3 separate regions of the Mus musculus genome follow, and all the other regions are linked to region 3. Evidence: chromatin loops called from intact Hi-C (ENCODE). Cell type or tissue: heart. All regions are shown on one strand.

The links. Hi-C counts contacts between places; a loop is a spot of excess contacts. Peaks named below come from ENCODE experiments on the same cell type or tissue, not always from the same donor. Only the 100,000 strongest peaks of a DNase experiment are listed, where the experiment ranks them.
Region 1: it touches region 3 in a loop (5-fold over the local background); 7 of 42 quality-filtered maps call a loop at or near these places.
Region 2: it touches region 3 in a loop (2.2-fold over the local background); 2 of 42 quality-filtered maps call a loop at or near these places.

What each region holds. Positions count from the first base shown.
Region 1 is chrX:99,573,762-99,576,261 of GRCm38, reverse strand. No RefSeq gene overlaps it. Among named protein-coding and RNA genes, the nearest start is that of Gm31155, 18 kb to the right of the region's middle. In heart, a CTCF peak has its summit at 1,300 (motif pointing right); no DNase peak of the experiment used is centred here; H3K4me3 peaks cover 494 bases; H3K27ac peaks cover 288 bases; H3K27me3 peaks cover 1,881 bases.
Region 2 is chrX:99,420,706-99,423,205 of GRCm38, reverse strand. The region is part of intron 6 of Gm14812 (predicted gene 14812); the gene reads left to right. Among named protein-coding and RNA genes, the nearest start is that of Gm14812, 22 kb to the left of the region's middle. In heart, no CTCF peak of the experiment used is centred here; a DNase peak (open chromatin) is centred at 945.
Region 3 is chrX:99,656,701-99,659,200 of GRCm38, reverse strand. No RefSeq gene overlaps it. Among named protein-coding and RNA genes, the nearest start is that of Gm41898, 53 kb to the left of the region's middle. In heart, a CTCF peak has its summit at 941 (motif pointing right); a DNase peak (open chromatin) is centred at 950; H3K27me3 peaks cover 2,113 bases.

The DNA of each region.
Region 1 (2,500 bases), 83 kb after region 3:
GTCTTAGCTGCTGATCTCTGTGAATTCATCTATTGTTCCCGATTGCTTTGCCGTTGGAGCGCTCTTACCTTTATTTTGCAGATACAGAAACCTGGACCACAGGCTCAAGCATCAAACTTCCTTGGAAACCAGAGCTCCTCAACTCCTCCTACTCCCTGGTTATCCTCGGACTAGGGTGCCCTGCCCTGCTCCCTCCCAGGGCTCTCTCCTGCTGAGCCAGGTGCATCCTCCTGCTGCTCTTCACCTCTACACTCCACTCCCTCCTGGGGAAGCCGCCAGCAGGCTCAGATTTCTCCTCTCCCAGACTGGAGCTCACCAATAGACCCAATAGACCGGGTGCTGCACTCTGAGTTGAGCAAGAGAGACTCAGAACTACCCCCTCTCATCAGTGAGCCCTTCCTGGACAGAAGGCATCCCAGGTTGTGAGCAGGCCTGAGTACAGACCACCCCACCCCACCCCACATACACACATGCCTCACTGGGCAAATGTGGAGTAGGGACACTGATGAGGGCACACTGGAGGAGGTTCCAGCTCATGGTTAGGTGGGATGTCCTCAGGTTTGTGCAAATCACCTCTCGGAATCACAGTGAAGAGCGTAGGGACTCCTTTCTTAATCAAGCTCTGTCTTTGGGTATGGTAAAACCATTAAAACCAGCCCTTCCGGCTTTAGATGGGGAGGGGTAGACTTACAGAATGGGTAAGAATATGCTCAAAATTGCACAGCAAGTCAATGATGAAGACTAATTGAAACCTAAGGCTCCTGACTCTCCCAGGCAAAAGACATTCCCAGTTCCACTCTGCGCTGGGACAGGCCACTGTGCACAAAGCACACTCACATGCACACCCCACCCCTGCACCAGCAAGCACTCATGCATATGCTACCAAGGGAAGCAGCTCTTGGGAGTTGAGTGGGAGGCACCTAGAGGCCCAGATACAAGACTGCGAGACTGGGAGACCGGGATACTAAAAGCGGAGCTGTACACCTAACATTGGAGCAGGCACAGTGGAGGGGAGCGCAGGCCTTTGCCTGCCCTGTGGCCTGCAGATTGCCTGGTGTGCTCCAGAGAAAGGGAGGGAGGGACAGAGAACCTCAGGCTCACAGTTCAGTCTTCATTGATGTTTTTCAGGCTTTGGAGGTCCTGGACAGTCACTAGTCCATCTCAGATGTTCTCTCACACCGGCAGACTCCAGGAGTCCAAAGTCCTGTGTGGGACGCAAACCACCCATACCACCCCTGCCACCCCTGCCACCCCAGCCCCCACGCACCAGCAGTTTTCCAGTCGGCCCTGTGCCACAAGGGGGCACTGGTACTCCATGGCTCAAGTGCGATGGTCCGCAAGCTTTCTCCTGGCTTGGGGGGGGGGGGCAGCGGGAGTTTATGTTCGGCTCCCCCATTCCTGGCACCCTCCCCATTTCCTCTTGGAAGCCTCCCTAATCCTCTTACTCTGAGGGTCACATCCCTGGGCCCGGGGACGAGGTGTTTCATTTTCAGTTTGCCCCCACCGCCTCTGGGGAGCTCACAGAAATGTAGGGAGGGGGACCCCTGGGCTGGGGTCCTTTCTCTGCCCCTCTGGCGACCCCTCTTTCCTGCTCTGTTCCACAGCTTGTCCCTTTTAGGGGTGTCTCTGTATTACCCCCCACCCTCCATTCTCTGCTCTGCCTGTGTCTTCGCCCAAGTCCGTGCTCAGTGGACTGTTCTCTCCTTCTTTTTATTTCCCCCTTAAGGACTTCGAGCTTTCGTTCCCCGTGCTTCCCTCTTCCTTGCATCCTCTCCAGCTCGCTCTTCTCCACCTTTCCTCTCCTGCTCCTTCTACCCTTGCTCTTCTGAAGGTCTGGAACTGCAAGAGTCAGAAGCCAACGTGGAAGGTTCTGGCTCCTGTCCAGCCTTCCTGGAGGCTGCAAGTCGCTCCTGGCTTCGAGTCTAGGGTGCTACAGCCCCCAGGCTTGTGTAGGTAGACAGTGGGAGTCAGGCTGGCAGCATCTAGCTGCTGGAATTTGGGTGTGGATCAGGCTAGATCAGAAACTCTTCAGTTCTCATAGCAGACACAGCTTCTCCTGAGACTGGAAGATTTGAACCCAAAGCCTGGGTGGGGCCTATTCTACAGCCTGGCCCTCGTGTTGTGATTTTTCCTGTATCATCTCCCAGGGGTCTAGTTAGCCTTTATATAGTAGATAGAACTCTGAGGTCTCTCCCATCCCTTAATCCGCCCCCTCCCTATCAGTCAGTCTCTGGAGATCTAAATAGTGCCCTGCTCAGCTTTGCCCTTTGCTCTCACAGCCCCCAACCACCCACCACCCACACCGCACCACTTTCAAAGACTATGTACTGTTGACATTGAGGCCCTGCTGTGTCTCTGCTGCAAGAGAAACAGATCAGGATTGGATTAGGGTCACACTCTCAGTGTGCTGACAGTCTTCTGGGATAGTTGTTTACCAAGTCCAGGGATCCATGGTCTATCATTGCACAGTATCAGTGCACAAGTTTGGGCAGAAGGAAGT
Region 2 (2,500 bases), 240 kb after region 3:
GTTTTGGTCTGAGGAGCATATGGGCTCCAGCTTGCCCTGCCTCACCCCCCCCCCCAGAAAGTATTGCAACCTGAAGGCACATTTTAGTACTCTTCTCTTCCCAGATAGCAGCTCTGGCTTCTGCTCCTTGGCCTGCACCCCATCGATTCAGTTATGCACTAAGGCATGGCCATTCACTGTTTCTATGAATGGAAAGGGGCCTCGGGGATGCTTCGAGCCCTCGGGTACAAAGAGCTCCCTTCCTGTGTCTGCTGGATGCCAGTGAGAGCTCAGGCCAGGGCTGACTGTTAAATCCCCGACCTTACTGAGAAGATTCCTGTTTCAAAAGTGGGCAGAAGATGAAATATCATTGGCCACGATTTGGTACTCAAATGAAGTATGGGTCAAGTGTGGATAGGGGTGGGGTGTCATGAAACGAATTCGCTAATAAAATGTTAAAGTGAAATACACACACACACACCGCAACAGCACATATGTGTGGAGCTGAAACCATACTTGCTAGTGGTCCCCACCCACAGATTCCTGATATGCCTTCTCAGACCATACAAACCACCCTTGTTCCCCACACCCTGTGCTCGCCTTCAGCTATTAGGACACAAGTAGAGGTTTTGGCATCAAGCAAAGCTGTGCTCTGGATGGATTCTGCCACTTCTTAGGTGTGTGATCACAGGCAAGGTACCTTTTTAGTCAAATGAGAGTGGCCCCCCTTCCCTCCGGGCTTTTGGGGGGAGGGAGCTGCATGGGTAACGCCCCTTCCTTCCATACCTGGCACAGGAGGAGCACTCAGTCTGCTTGTGCAGCTACAGAGTGTTAAGTGTTGCTCCTTTGGGCCAAGGCTCATGAGTCTTTTTGGAAGAGAAAAGTGTCCCTTATTTGTCCTCCTATTTCTCACAAACAGTACTTCCTTAACCCAGGGGACTTCTCCTTGGCTGTTCATCAATGTGCCTTGGCAAATGTGGGCCGATGTTCTGGACGGGTGGGGTACAGTAAGCTATTACCTCCTCGCATCTGGGGACAGGATTTTTATGCAGACAGCTCAGGATTTCATTAGTTTGCTTAGCTACCACGTCACACTGCTGGCTTCTGAGAAGTCTGTGGTCAACAGAAAGCCCTTGGTCTTTTTTGACACATAGTCTTATAATGTTATACTCCTGCAGCCTGTATTTGGGAAGCTGGGTTTTGAATCTTCAAGCAAGGTTTAACATATGCTCCTACTCAGTTTGATCTGGCTGGCTGATTTGGGCTCCCTGGTTCCAGTCTATGGAGATCCCTCCCCCCTAATTTTTTATTTCAACCTATTAGCTGTCCTTTGTGTCCAGAGCATGGAGTCTCTGGAGATTTAGTGGTGATCAGACTTTCTGTGGCCTCTTCCACATCACCAGCAACCTTCTGTGTAGGATGGTACAGAGGCCTGGGGCTCTCTGGAAGCTTCCAACCAACTCTGTCTTGGTTGACATCAGTCAAGTCTCTTTACTTTGAGCTCTTCAGCAACTCACCACATCTAAGCAATGCCAGCTCACAAGAACACAGTGATAGTCCTTGTCACAAGCTGTGCTAAACTCCAGACATAGCCACACAATAAAATGTCAGTGTAGTTACAAATGTAAATGGGGCCAAGCTGGCCCAAACAAGAATCCATTACTTGGGGCTGGAGAGATGGCTCAGTGGTTAATAGCATTGACTGCTCTTCCAGTGGTCCTGAGTTCACTTCTCAGCAACCATCTGTAATAGGATCCGATGCCCTCTTCTGGTGTGTCTGAAGTCAGCTACAGTGCACTCCTATACATAAAATAAATAAATCTACAAGCCATCTTGTCAGCCCTCACATTTTATTTTAAGTCAAGGTTTTTCCTATATAGAACTCACTCTGTAACCTAGGCTGGCCTCTAACTCTCTATCTTCCTGCCTCAGCCTCCCAACTGCTAGTATGTGCCTTTCTGAAACCGACATTGACTCCAGCATCACCCAGGTCCTGACTTACTAGCCTCTTTTTGCACCTTGGTACCCTCTTTCCTTAGAGACAGCTCTATCAGGGACAAAGGTCTTGGGGGAAGCTTTGGACCATGCTTTCTTTCCCATCCCTGAGCTACCAGCCAGCTTCTCCTCTGGCCTTTCTTGGAATCATGTGATGCTCTAGCAACCTGACAGTGGCTCTCCCTATCTGTATATTTTCTTTGATACAGTCTCTCCTCTCTCTGAAGCTCAAGCTGTCCACGAATTTACATCAATCTTCTTGCCTTTGCCTGGAGTCATATGATTATGGGTATGAGCAACCATACCTGGCCTGTCTCTTGATTTCATTACTGTCTGACCTCTCGCAGTAATGATAAGCAGTTTGATGAAGCTTCCTTTTCAGTCAGGGTCTTGCTATGTAACCCAAGCTGGTTTTTACTTCTATCCTCTACCTCAGTTCCCTCCTGGCATGTGTGTGCCAACACTCTTGATTTCGAGACACTTTTTTCTTTCCATTTTATGTACACATATGTGTACACTGAGTTTT
Region 3 (2,500 bases):
CTTTGAATCTTCATACCACCGCAGGGGGTAGCTCTTTGTGCTTGCCTTGTGACCAGTGTTTGGCCCTAGAAAAGTGCTGACAGGAGGAAAGGCAACTCTGCAAAGGCTATATCCCCAGAGGTCTAGTGGATGGAGGCAGGGGCATTCTGGGGTGTGCAGGTCGGCGGGTGGGTGGTGTGCTTGGTCTCTGGGTGGGGATGTGGAATTCCTGGTTTTCCAGAATGTCTTAAGAATACCTACAGCTGGAAAAGTCACCTTTTGAAATGGATTCCAACTCTCTGGCTGCTCTAACCCTTTTGTGTCACTGAGGAAGGGTAAGAGGCCGGGAGGTGGGGGGGGGGGGGTTGAGGGAGATTCCGACTAGTCTCCTCAGAGAGCCAGTGGCAGAGCAGAGTGAATGTTGTTTCCCCATGAATGAGTCTGTACTCTGTATGGAAAGAATGACTGAGTGAGTGAATGGGCAAATGAATGGGGAAGTGTGGCTGGAGAGATGGAAGTGTGGCCAAGGCCTGTGGATACAGATGATATGCCCTTTTCCACATTCCGTTTGTCTGATGCGTAGCAATCTGTCTTGGCCCTTTTCTCTCATCTATGTCTCCCCATACCATCCATTTCAAGTCTAAAGGCCCCAAGGAGGAGGAAGCATTCATACCGGTTCGCCCACCAGGCAAGTGGTAGGGGCAGGATGGGATGCAAAGCCATGTGTCCCTCAAGCCCCTACTCCTCAAGGACCTCTACCAGAGCCAAAGACAAGTTCCATCCATTTCACAGGCAAGGAAACAGGAGACAGGCCCAGAGGGGGGTGCAAGACGGATTACAGGATGAGCTTTAAATCAGGCCTGGCAGGACACTGAAAGTAATGGATTCCTGTTGGCTAGAGCAGTATTCGTGGCCCCTGTGGGCCCAGGCAACCCCCAGAATGGTGTCACCCAGGACTGCCGAAAGGTGGCAGCAGAGGACCATGGGAGGCAGAGTGGATCTTTATTCTGTTTGCCCAGCTCCCATTCTTCAAGCCCCAAATTGGCTACCTTGGTGCCCTGAGTGCAGGCGGAGCCACTGCGTGCGGCAGAAGAGGCCTCCAGTGGTGGGGTAAAGGGGTGTTTACTGAAGAAAACTGTCCCCCAGCAACTGTGAAAGGCGGGGAGGGTAGAAGATCTGAGGGGAAGAAGTGGACCAGTTAGAGCCTAAGAGGGAGAGGGAACTGCAGAAAGAGGGACAGAGAAAGGAACGGAGCTGAGCAGAGATGGAGCAGTGGGCTGAAGGTTCCAAGAAAGCCAAAGCTGGCAACATCTCTATGGGACCAACTACACCCTAGTGGGATCAGGGAACTTCCAGTCTAAACACCTTTAGAAGACTCCCAAGCCAAATTCCCACCTCACAGCAGGGTGCACAGACTCATAGGTGAGGCTGGAGATCACACAGCCAACCTGTCATCAAACACAGACTGGCCTCAGCCTGGATTCTCCCCCAATTCCAGATGAAACAGCAGCCCCTGGCCAGGCCAGTATACTTGGTAAGTACAGGGAAACCCACCCATTTGCCACAGAGTTTAAAACATCTTTCTTCCTTCTTTCTTTCTTTCTTTCTTTCTTTCTTTCTTTCTTTCTTTCTTTCTTTCTTTCTTTCTTCCTTCCTTCCTTCCTTCCTTCCTTCCTTCCTTTCTTTTCTTTCTTTCTTTCTTTCTAACCTCTGGTGCCTGGTCTCTGTACGAGCCTGGCCTAATTTCACCACACAGGTGCACACATTATGTGCTGACAGGACCCGAGCTCTGCCAACCCAGGCCCGCTGGGCTACGTGAGAGCAGCATTGGTGCTATGTCATCATCCGCCCATGTGATCCTATTTTTTCAAACTCAGAATCAGGCCAAATTGTCTAATGCATGATATGACCACAGAATGGAATATTTAAAATTAGGCTCATCCCTGGAAATCTAGGCCATATGCTTACTGTCCTGCTACCCCACCCATTGGCGCTCCCTCACACACAGGCCTGGAGATGCCCCCAGCTGTTAGGCAGGCCCTGCGGCTGAGAATGAGGGAGGTGAAAGAGAGCTAATACGTACTGAGCTCGTGCCATGTGTCAGGCATTTTCCAGCTATTATCTCACTTGCCATGACAACCATTTGCAACAGGCACCCTTATAATCTCCATTGCACAGATGAGGAAACAGGCCCAGACAGCTGGACTGTTAACCAAGGTCCCACGGTGACCAAGGCGGCCGGGTTAGAGTGGACTCTGTGACCCCCAGTGCAGTAAACTGACCCTCTGAGCAGTGACAAAACTAACAGGCAGAAATGCTATACCTAAAGCATATGTAAAGTAAGGAGTAGAGGCCAAATGCCTTGGCCTCCGGAAGGTGTGTCCAGCCTAGGGGCCCCATACACTGAGGGCACACTGTTGCAAGGTCACAGGGCATGAGGTGATTGGGATGGGCTTGCAGCCCATGTCCCCCCAGGAACTATGACTTCAGCTTTCAAATTCAGAAAGACTTGGGAGACAGG